3 separate regions of the Homo sapiens genome follow, and regions 1 and 3 are each linked to region 2. The links are chromatin contacts, found by Hi-C or POLR2A ChIA-PET in ENCODE. All regions are on one chromosome and are shown on one strand. Each heading gives the region's core, a stretch centred on a gene start or an enhancer-like site at or near the end of the contact. The rest is flanking DNA. Distances are from core to core; before and after follow the strand shown. Region 1 holds the start of DDX19A-DT (DDX19A divergent transcript). Region 2 holds the start of COG8 (component of oligomeric golgi complex 8). Region 3 overlaps SLC7A6 (solute carrier family 7 member 6).

The links. A loop is a pair of places that touch in the nucleus more often than their neighbours do. ChIA-PET counts read pairs that join two places held with the same protein, here RNA polymerase II (POLR2A). Pooled maps may share reads with other maps.
Region 1: a map of CD8-positive, alpha-beta T cell shows a loop between it and region 2 (8-fold over the local background). The contact joins the promoter of DDX19A-DT here to the promoter of COG8 in region 2. A Hi-C loop is called at or near these places in 1 of 168 maps with a recorded cell type or tissue (CD8-positive, alpha-beta T cell), 1 of 37 single-sample maps with no recorded cell type and 6 of 50 pooled maps.
Region 3: a pooled map shows a loop between it and region 2 (3-fold over the local background). The contact joins the enhancer-like site here to the promoter of COG8 in region 2. A Hi-C loop is called at or near these places in 1 of 50 pooled maps. POLR2A ChIA-PET finds 5 or more read pairs at or near these places in 2 of 52 experiments (B cell and PC-3).

What each region holds. Positions count from the first base shown.
Region 1 is chr16:70,345,349-70,348,048 of GRCh38, forward strand. DDX19A-DT (DDX19A divergent transcript) reads right to left here and starts at 1,399. Exons shown (of 5, transcript NR_039997.1): 1 at 851-1,399. It overlaps DDX19A (DEAD-box helicase 19A), which reads left to right and starts at 1,555. Exons shown (of 12, transcript NM_018332.5): 1 at 1,555-1,700. The coding sequence starts at 1,644. RefSeq lists enhancers at 555-1,173, 1,174-1,791, 1,310-1,799.
Region 2 is chr16:69,338,254-69,340,953 of GRCh38, forward strand. It overlaps COG8 (component of oligomeric golgi complex 8), which reads right to left and starts at 1,311. Exons shown (of 6, transcript NM_032382.5): 1 at 923-1,311. The coding sequence starts at 1,299. NIP7 (nucleolar pre-rRNA processing protein NIP7) reads left to right here and starts at 1,519. Exons shown (of 5, transcript NM_016101.5): 1 at 1,519-1,632; 2 at 1,753-1,839; 3 at 1,941-2,079. The coding sequence starts at 1,577. RefSeq lists silencers at 988-1,037, 1,048-1,097 and enhancers at 1,518-1,637, 1,818-1,897.
Region 3 is chr16:68,282,634-68,285,333 of GRCh38, forward strand. All of the region lies in intron 3 of SLC7A6 (solute carrier family 7 member 6), which reads left to right. It also overlaps the pseudogene RNU6-1262P. Among named protein-coding and RNA genes, the nearest start is that of SLC7A6, 19 kb to the left of the region's middle. RefSeq lists an enhancer at 1,589-1,728. Within about 2 kb of position 1,403, at least 16 of the 41 ENCODE cell types and tissues checked have a DNase peak (open chromatin) inside an H3K27ac peak, as active enhancers do; they include B cell, where a contact is called at or near this core.

The DNA of each region.
Region 1 (2,700 bases), core at 149-2,648, 1.0 Mb after region 2:
CTTTGGGCGGCCCAGGCAGGCAGATCCTTGAGCTCAGGAGTTCAAGGCCAGCCTAGCCAACGTGGTGAAACTCCATCTCTACTAAAAATACAAACATTATCTGGGCGTGGTGGCGTGTGCCTGTAATCCCAGCTACTTGGGAGGCTGAGGCAGGAGAACCGCTTGAATCCAGGAAGCAGAGGTTGCAGTGAGCCAAGACCCGGCCACTGCACTCCAGCCTGGGTGATATCTGTAAATAATGGTTCCATGAGTTTAGAAATACAAAGTAGCATGACTTAACAAATTTACACATCTATGTAACCAGGTCCCAATCAAGATACAGAATAATTCTATCACCCAGGAAGTTCTCTTGTGTCTGGACCAAACATCCTTCTCCACAGGTAAGCTCTGTTAGTTTTTATCAGCATAGATTTTATTTGTCCTATTCTTGAATCTCATATAAATAGATTATACATTATGTATTTGGTGGTCCTTCAACATAATGGCCAGGTGTGGTGGCTCATGCCTGTAATCCCAACACTTTGAGAGGCCAAGGCAGGAGGATCTCTGGAGTTAGCAGGAGATCAAAAGCAGCCTGAGCAATATAATGAAGACTTCCGTCTCTGCAAAAAGTTTAAAAACTAGCCAGGAGTGGTGGTGCGGGCCTGTGGGCCCAGCTACCTGGGAGGCTGAGGTGGGAGGTCAAGGGTGCAGTGAGCCGAGATCACACCACTGCATTCCAGCCTGGGCGACACAATGAGACCCTGACTCAAAAAAGAAACGAAAAAACGCATTGTGTGTTGTGTTTATTGGATGGTGGAATTATGGGGTTTACGGGTCTTCTGTTGCGTTTTGGTTTTTGTTTTCTTACCTGTTATCGCGTTCCTAACAGTAGAAATTGGCATCATATAGTATTCTCATGGAACTTTCCTTTGTTCAAAGCCCTACAGTTCAGAGACTTACACATTTAATGTGAGATATGACAGGCTTAAAAAGAAACGTTGGGGGCCGGGCGCGGTGGCTCACGCCTGTAATCCCAACACTTTGGGAGGCTGAGGCGGGAGGATCACAAGGTCAGCAGTTCGAGATCAGCCTGGCCAACATGGTGAAACCCCATCTCTACTAAAAATACAAAAATTAGCCGGGCGTGGTGGCGGGCACCTGTAATCCCAGCTACTCGGGAGGCTGAGGTAGAATAGCTTGAACACGGAGGCGGAGGTTGCAGTGAGTCGAGATCCCGCCACGGCACTCCAGCCTGGGACAGAGCGAGACTCCGTCTCGAAAAAAAATAATAAAATAAATAATAAAATAAATAAAATAAAATAAACGTTGGCTTATTTCAGTGTGAAGTAAGGCAATAAACGGAGGGCTAACAGTTCCACTTCGTAGAGCTCAGACATTTTAAGAAGCGAGGAGGCCGCGTCCTGGAAGGGTGAGCAAAAAGCGCGAGGTTTGCGCACGAAGGGAAAGGCGAGGCCCGAGGAGAGACCTGGCGCCGCGCAGAATGATGATGTCGCACGCTGGGTGGGAACTGACGTCACCTGTGCTCACCGCCGCTTCCGGTCCGCGTGAGGTGCATTCTCGCGCCGGTGGCGAGGTTAGGGCCCGCGTTGCGACGTGGTGCAGCGCATATTTTCACAAGTGGGTCTCCCTTGTCCGGGACTATGGCCACCGACTCGTGGGCCCTGGCGGTGGACGAGCAGGAAGCGGCTGTCAAGTCGGTCAGTAGCTCAGCTCCTGGCGAGGAGGACGTAGCAGGGGCCCAAGCGAAACCTCCCAAAAGCACAGGGAGCTCCCCGGGTTGGGGAGGCCCCTGGGCAACGCGCTCCTGCAGTTTGCTAGGGCAGTCACTTGCCCTTGATTTGCTCTTAGAGCTAAAGAGACCAATGTCGAGCTTTTTATCTCCATCTGGGCTGGTTAAGGACTTCATCCTTTGGTAAATCCGCCCCACTATGCATGCTGTCATTCCTCTATTGACCTCCTCGGTGACGATTATAAGGAAAGCCAAGTTTAGATTCTGATTCTCTTTTTCATTACGCGACTGTTCTTCGCATGTTTCTGTACTACTCTGTATTTAACATTTCTTAGATCCATGCTTAACGTGGTTGGTAGTTTGTAGCTCTTTGCAGAATAACAGATTGACTTTTGGATTTAATACCTCAATCTACTGCAGATGTTGGAAGGAGGCACTACAAATTGTTTCATTGATGTGTAAAGTAACGGTTTCATGTACTTGTTCTTTCAGTAATGAATATTCATTCAACTGGAATGTAATTACAGCATACACTGTGGCTTTCTGTTCTTATATCTAAGACCTAAACTTTAGGTTTGTTTAGTGATAATGGACTGTCTTTTTTTTTGTTGTAGTTGTTTCTCTTTTGAGGCAGAGTTTTGCTCTTGTTGCCCAGGCTGGAGTGCAATGGCGCCATCTCGGCTCACCGCAACCTCCGCCTCCCGGGTTCAAGCGATTCTCCTGCCTCAGTCTCCCGAGTAGCTGGGATTACAGGCATGCGCCACCACGCCCGGCTAATTTTGTATTTTTTGTAGAGACGGGGTTTCTCCATGTTGGTCAGGCTGGTCTCGAACTCCCGACCTCAAGTGATCCGCCCACCTCGGCCTCCCAAAGTGCTGGGATTACAGCCGTGAGTCACCGCGCCCAGCCGGTATGGGGATTTTTGAGAGGGCTATTGACAGAATTAGACAAGGCTGGCAAGGATTTAT
Region 2 (2,700 bases), core at 61-2,560:
TATAGAGACAGGGTTTTGCCATGTTGGCCAGGCTGCTCTCGAACTCCTGGGTTCAAGCCTCAGGCTCCCAAAGTGCTGGGATTACAGGCTGAGCCACCACATCCAGCCATCCAAATGGAGAGACTTTTTGATATCTGATGCCCTCAAATGCGAGGATTTCCTTGTCACCTTCCCGTCAATGGAAGTTTTGAAGCAGATGACCTCCGGTCCACGCTTTCGTATAAAATAAGTATATAAATGTGCACATATATTCAGCTCACACCTATAATGTTAACTGTGTCAGACCCGATAATAAGAGCTTTGCATGAATCCTTTTTCTTTGTGCCCACAACTGCCCTTCGAGGGAGGGACGTGCTTCTGGGTAACCAGTTCTGAATTCGAAACCTCCTAGCTGTGTCCTTGGACGTCACTAATCTCTGTCTTGACTTGCTCATATGTAAAATGGAAATAACAGGGCTGGGCGCAGTGGATTATGCCTGTAATCCCAGCGCTTTGGGAGGCCGAGGCGGACAGATCACGACATCAAAAGATCGAGACCATCCCAGCCAACATGCTGAAACCCCGTCTCTACTAAAAATCCAAAAAAATTAGCTGGGCGTGGTGGCGCGCGCCTATGGTCCCTGCTACTCAGGAGGCTGAGGCAGGAGAATCGCTTGAACCCAGGAGGCAGAGGTAGGTTGCAGCGAGCCGAGATCTCGCCACTGCACTCCAGCCTGGCGACAGGGCGAGACTCCGTCTCAAAAAAGATAAAAAAGGAATAACAGTACCTATCTCGAAGGCTGTTGTGAGGTTTAAATGGATTAATAAAGCGCTCAGCAGAGAACCTGGAACGTGGTAAACGCTTTATGTGTTAGTTATTTCTACCATCGTAAATGTCAGCTTTTACAGTTATAAAACCCCTTTAGCGCCAGGCGCGTCGCACCTGCAGCTCTGCTGGAAGCTGGGCAAACGGTCGAGCAGGCGGCCGAGCGACGCCTCCACGTCGCCAAACAGGCGGTGGATGCGCTCGGTGCACTCGGCGCCGCGGATGAAGGTCTTGTAGTTAGCGAAGGCCAAGTCGCGCGTCTGCTGCAGCAGCTGCGCCCGCTCCTCCGCCAGGCGCTCGGGCTCGCGCCGCAGCCGCTCCAGCCCCGAGCCGCTCAACTCCCGGAGGTAGCGGCCCACATCGGGCCGCTCGCGCCACTGGGCCTCGGGGAAGCGGTCCCGGAACAGCGACGCCAGGAGCCCTTCATCCTCCACCTCGCCGAGAGCCGCTGCTGTGGCCGTGGCTACCGATGGGATAGTCGCCGCGGTCGCCATCTTCCCAGCAACAACGTCACTTCCCTTCCGGACCACAAGGGGCGCTGACTCCGAACTTAGGACAGGAAGAAACAGGCACATTTCCGGTCTCTATGCTTTCTCATCCGGCCGGCTTGCTTTCCCCTGCGGTCGTCCAGACTATTGGGCGCTAGCGAGACGAACTATTGGTACGGGGCTAGAGAGGAAGGCTTTGGGATTGCCGGGGAGCAGCGAGCGACCGACTTCCGTTTCCAGTTACCAAGGCACGAGGATCCGGTGTTCCAACCCAGGGGGAAAAATGCGGCCTTTGACTGAAGAGGAGACCCGTGTCATGTTTGAGAAGATAGCGAAATAGTAGGAGCGCGCGGGGCGGACGCGGGAGTGTGTGGGTGTGGTGGCCAAGGGTGGAGTGGGGGCGCGGTGCCGGAGACCGGTTCGTTCGGGCGCGGTCTCCAGTCCTCTTTTTGCCCTCAGCATTGGGGAGAATCTTCAACTGCTGGTGGACCGGCCCGATGGCACCTACTGTTTCCGTCTGCACAACGACCGGGTGTACTATGTGAGGTGAGGCGGGGCCGGGCAGGCAGCATGGACCCAGGGGAGAGGGGTCCTGGGTCCCACGAGCCTCCTTCATCCGCAACCTTGCTCCCCCTTTACCCTTTTAGTGAGAAGATTATGAAGCTGGCCGCCAATATTTCCGGGGACAAGCTGGTGTCGCTGGGGACCTGCTTTGGAAAATTCACTAAAACCCACAAGTTTCGGTTGCACGTCACAGCTCTGGATTACCTTGCACCTTATGCCAAGGTTTGTGGGGCGGTTTCCAATTCTGCCACGGGCGATGAAGTCAAGGATTAGGCAGATTGTCCGGCAGCTTCTCTCCCACAGAGTCCCTGACAGTGTGCTTGGAGGAGTTTCAGCACATGGAGATGTGTAGAGGTCTTGCAGCTTGAGCATGGTCAGGGCTATGGGATAGGAATGCTATGTGGCTGCGTAGGGTTAGTTTTCTCCAGCGAAGTAGAAGAGCCTAGGGAGACCCAGCTAGAGATCAGAAAGCAAATAAGTGGCAGCAATGAAGACACCGGGGTCCAGAAAAAGAGCTGTTAACCTGGCCATGGAGGATGATCCTTGTAGAGTTGAGAAAATAACTTTTTCTATTTTTTTCTTTTTCTTTCTTGCTCTGTTTTTTCTTTTCATTTCTCTTTCTCTTTCTTCCTGACACAGTTTCACTCTGTCGCCCAGGCTAGAGTGCAGTGGTGCGATCTCACTGCAGCCTCCACTTTCCAGTTTCCAGTGATTCTTGTGCCTCAGTAGCTGGGATTACAGGCATGTGCCACCACACCTGGCTGATTTTTTTGTGTGTTTTTAGTAGAGACAGTGTTTCACTGTGTTGGCCAGGCTGGTCTCGAACTCCTGGCCTCAAGTGAT
Region 3 (2,700 bases), core at 153-2,652, 1.1 Mb before region 2:
TTTAGATGGAGTCTCACTCTGTTGCCCAGGCTGGAGTCCAGTGGCGTGATCTTGGCTCATTGCAACCTCTGCCTCCCGGGTTCAAGTGATTCTCCTGCCTCGGCCTGCTGATTAGCTGGGACTACAGGCATACGCCACTATGCCCAGCTAATTATTTTGTATTTTTAGTAGAGACGGGGTTTCACCATACTGGCCAGGCTAGTCTCAAACCCTTGACCTTGTGATTTGCCCGCCTCGGCCTCCCAAAGTGCTGGCATTACAGGTGTGAGCCACTGCGCCCGGCCTTTCTTCCACATTTTTGTTGTTATTTTTTGTTTACGGTTGCACTCCTTTGTCCTTGAATGCCCCTTTATAACATTCAGCCTGTCTGGGAGGAATTGGAAGGTTTCCCTCCGCTCTCTGTTGCCTGTGGGAAAAGAGAGTTGTGACTACTGTCAGCGTAGCTGGGAGTACAGCTTCAGATTGCCAGGCAATCTCCTCATCAGAAAGAGAGTATGAAAGGCACAGTTCTGCGAGAGGGTGCATATGTTATTCACTATTAACTTGGGTTTCAGACAACAGAAAACCTTTAGCAGCATGGCTCAAACATGTTGATGTTTGTTTCTCTCACATGTTAAAAGGAGGCAGTGTGGTTTGGATGACTTCAGTTCTTCAGGGAGCCAGGTTTATTCCTTCTGTCTTCCTGCCATCCTCAGCCTGTGACTTCTAGCTGGTGGTCCAGGATGGTTATTGAAGCTCTAGCTGTCATGTCTGCACTGTAACTGACAAGAAGGACAAAGACACTGCCTCCCCCATTTAAAGACACTTTCTGAGGTCTTATATGAAATATTTGCATACATCCCGGGAGAAAACCTGGTTGCACAGCCGTACCTACCTGCAGGAGAGGCTGGGCAATGTCAGCTTTATTTTGGACAGCCATGCCTTCAGCTAAAATTTCTATTACGAATGAAAAAGGGAAGAACAGATAGAGGAAGATAACTAGCCATGTCTGCCACAGAGACTTTGGGGATTTGTTTCTGCTTTGGCTTTCAGTTTGGATCTGCCATTTGAGTACTCCTTTCTCAGCAATAAGCTCCCAGAGAGCCTTGAAGACCCTCACGTGGGTCCCACGCTCCTTGGTGCAGGCTTGTCCAGCAAGGAAATGAGATCAGGAGAAGAGGGAAGGCTTGGATGTTTTAATTGTGGTAGCTGAATCTTAGCATCTGGCTTTAAGGCCCAGTTGTTGACTTTGTTTGAACTCTGATAGTTTATGGTAAGCTAGGGGGGCTGGGAGTTCTGGGAAGCAATAGAGGAGTAAGGATCAGATGGTGAAATTTTGTTTCTTAATTAGAATCAGGAGAACAGTCAAGGGACTTGGCTTCTGCTTGACAGACTGTTCTAGGAGCTCTCTGTTCTCTGGCAGGGCTGATAGTAGGGTGAGGCAAACGAGGTGCCTGGGGTCAGCGTTGAAGGGCGTACTCACTCTCAGGTTCCGGCATGTGGTCCCCTGAGAGTGAGTGCCTCCTTAAATTTTGTGCCCTAGGTGCCTCCTAGCTTCACACTACCCTGGCTCTGCCTTCTGGTGCTACATTGTTGCTAATGAACCATTTTTATTTTTAAACAAATTCTTTTAAAAATTTTCAGGGGCCATGCTAATCTTCTTTGCGTCGTTCCAATTTTAGTATATGTGCTGCTGAAGTGAGCACGAACTATTTTTATTTTTATCTAGAAAGAGGCGTATGTTCACGGTAAACCATGGTAAACCACAGAGTGGAAAAAGTCTCCTTCCCTCTCCACAGCTTTAGTCTTTCTCCCCAGAGGAGCCACTCTGACCAGGTGCTTTTGTATCCTTCCAGCTGGTCTATTGGAATGGACTCTGCAGGCATTTCCACAAGCAGCCTTCTTTATTCATTAGTTTAGCACATAGTTGAATTTCCACTGTGTGTAATATTTACCTGTGCACAGAGAGGACCAAACCTGTAGGACATTTATGGCAGGATAGAAGGAAGGAGAAGGATCAGAAGTGAGACCCAGTGCCAGTTAGTGGGTCTGAGGAGTGTATCAGCTTCTCTTCCCCTTGGAGCTGCAAACCAGAAGCACAGTTAGCACTGCCAGGATATTGTCAGACAGTCTCTTTCTCCATGTTTATTTCCACCTTTTTGTGTTTCTCTCCTTTTATCCTCTTCTGTCTCTGCCTCCTTGTCTCTTATCTCTCACCCCTCTGTCTCTTCTGTGTATTTTCTCGTCTTTTTTTTTTTTTTTTTTAGAGACAAGTTCTCACTCTGTTGCCCTGGCTGGAGTGCAGTGACTATTCACAGATGCTATTACAGTGCACTATAGGCCCGGACTCCTGGGTTCGGCAGTTCTCCCACCTCAGCCTCCCACACAGTTGGGACTCCAGGTGTGCACCGCTGCCCCGGCCCCCTGTCTGTCTTTTTGTCTAAGCTGCATGCCCTCCCACTTCTGCTTCTTTTTGTGTTCTGCTTCCTTCCTCTATTTACTTATGGTTTCTGTCCCTTTGTTACTAAGGGCTTGTATGTGACTTTCACTTGCTGTAGCTCCTGACCCTTCTGCCCATTACTGTTAGATTCAGTTTCTTGGTATTCCAACTCTGTGTTTCTGGGAGAGGCAATGTAACAGGCTCAACTTGGGTCCAGTGTCTGGCTCCATCAGTCATGATAGGGAAGGGGGAGCAATTCCCAAGAAGGAGCTGGGCAGGTA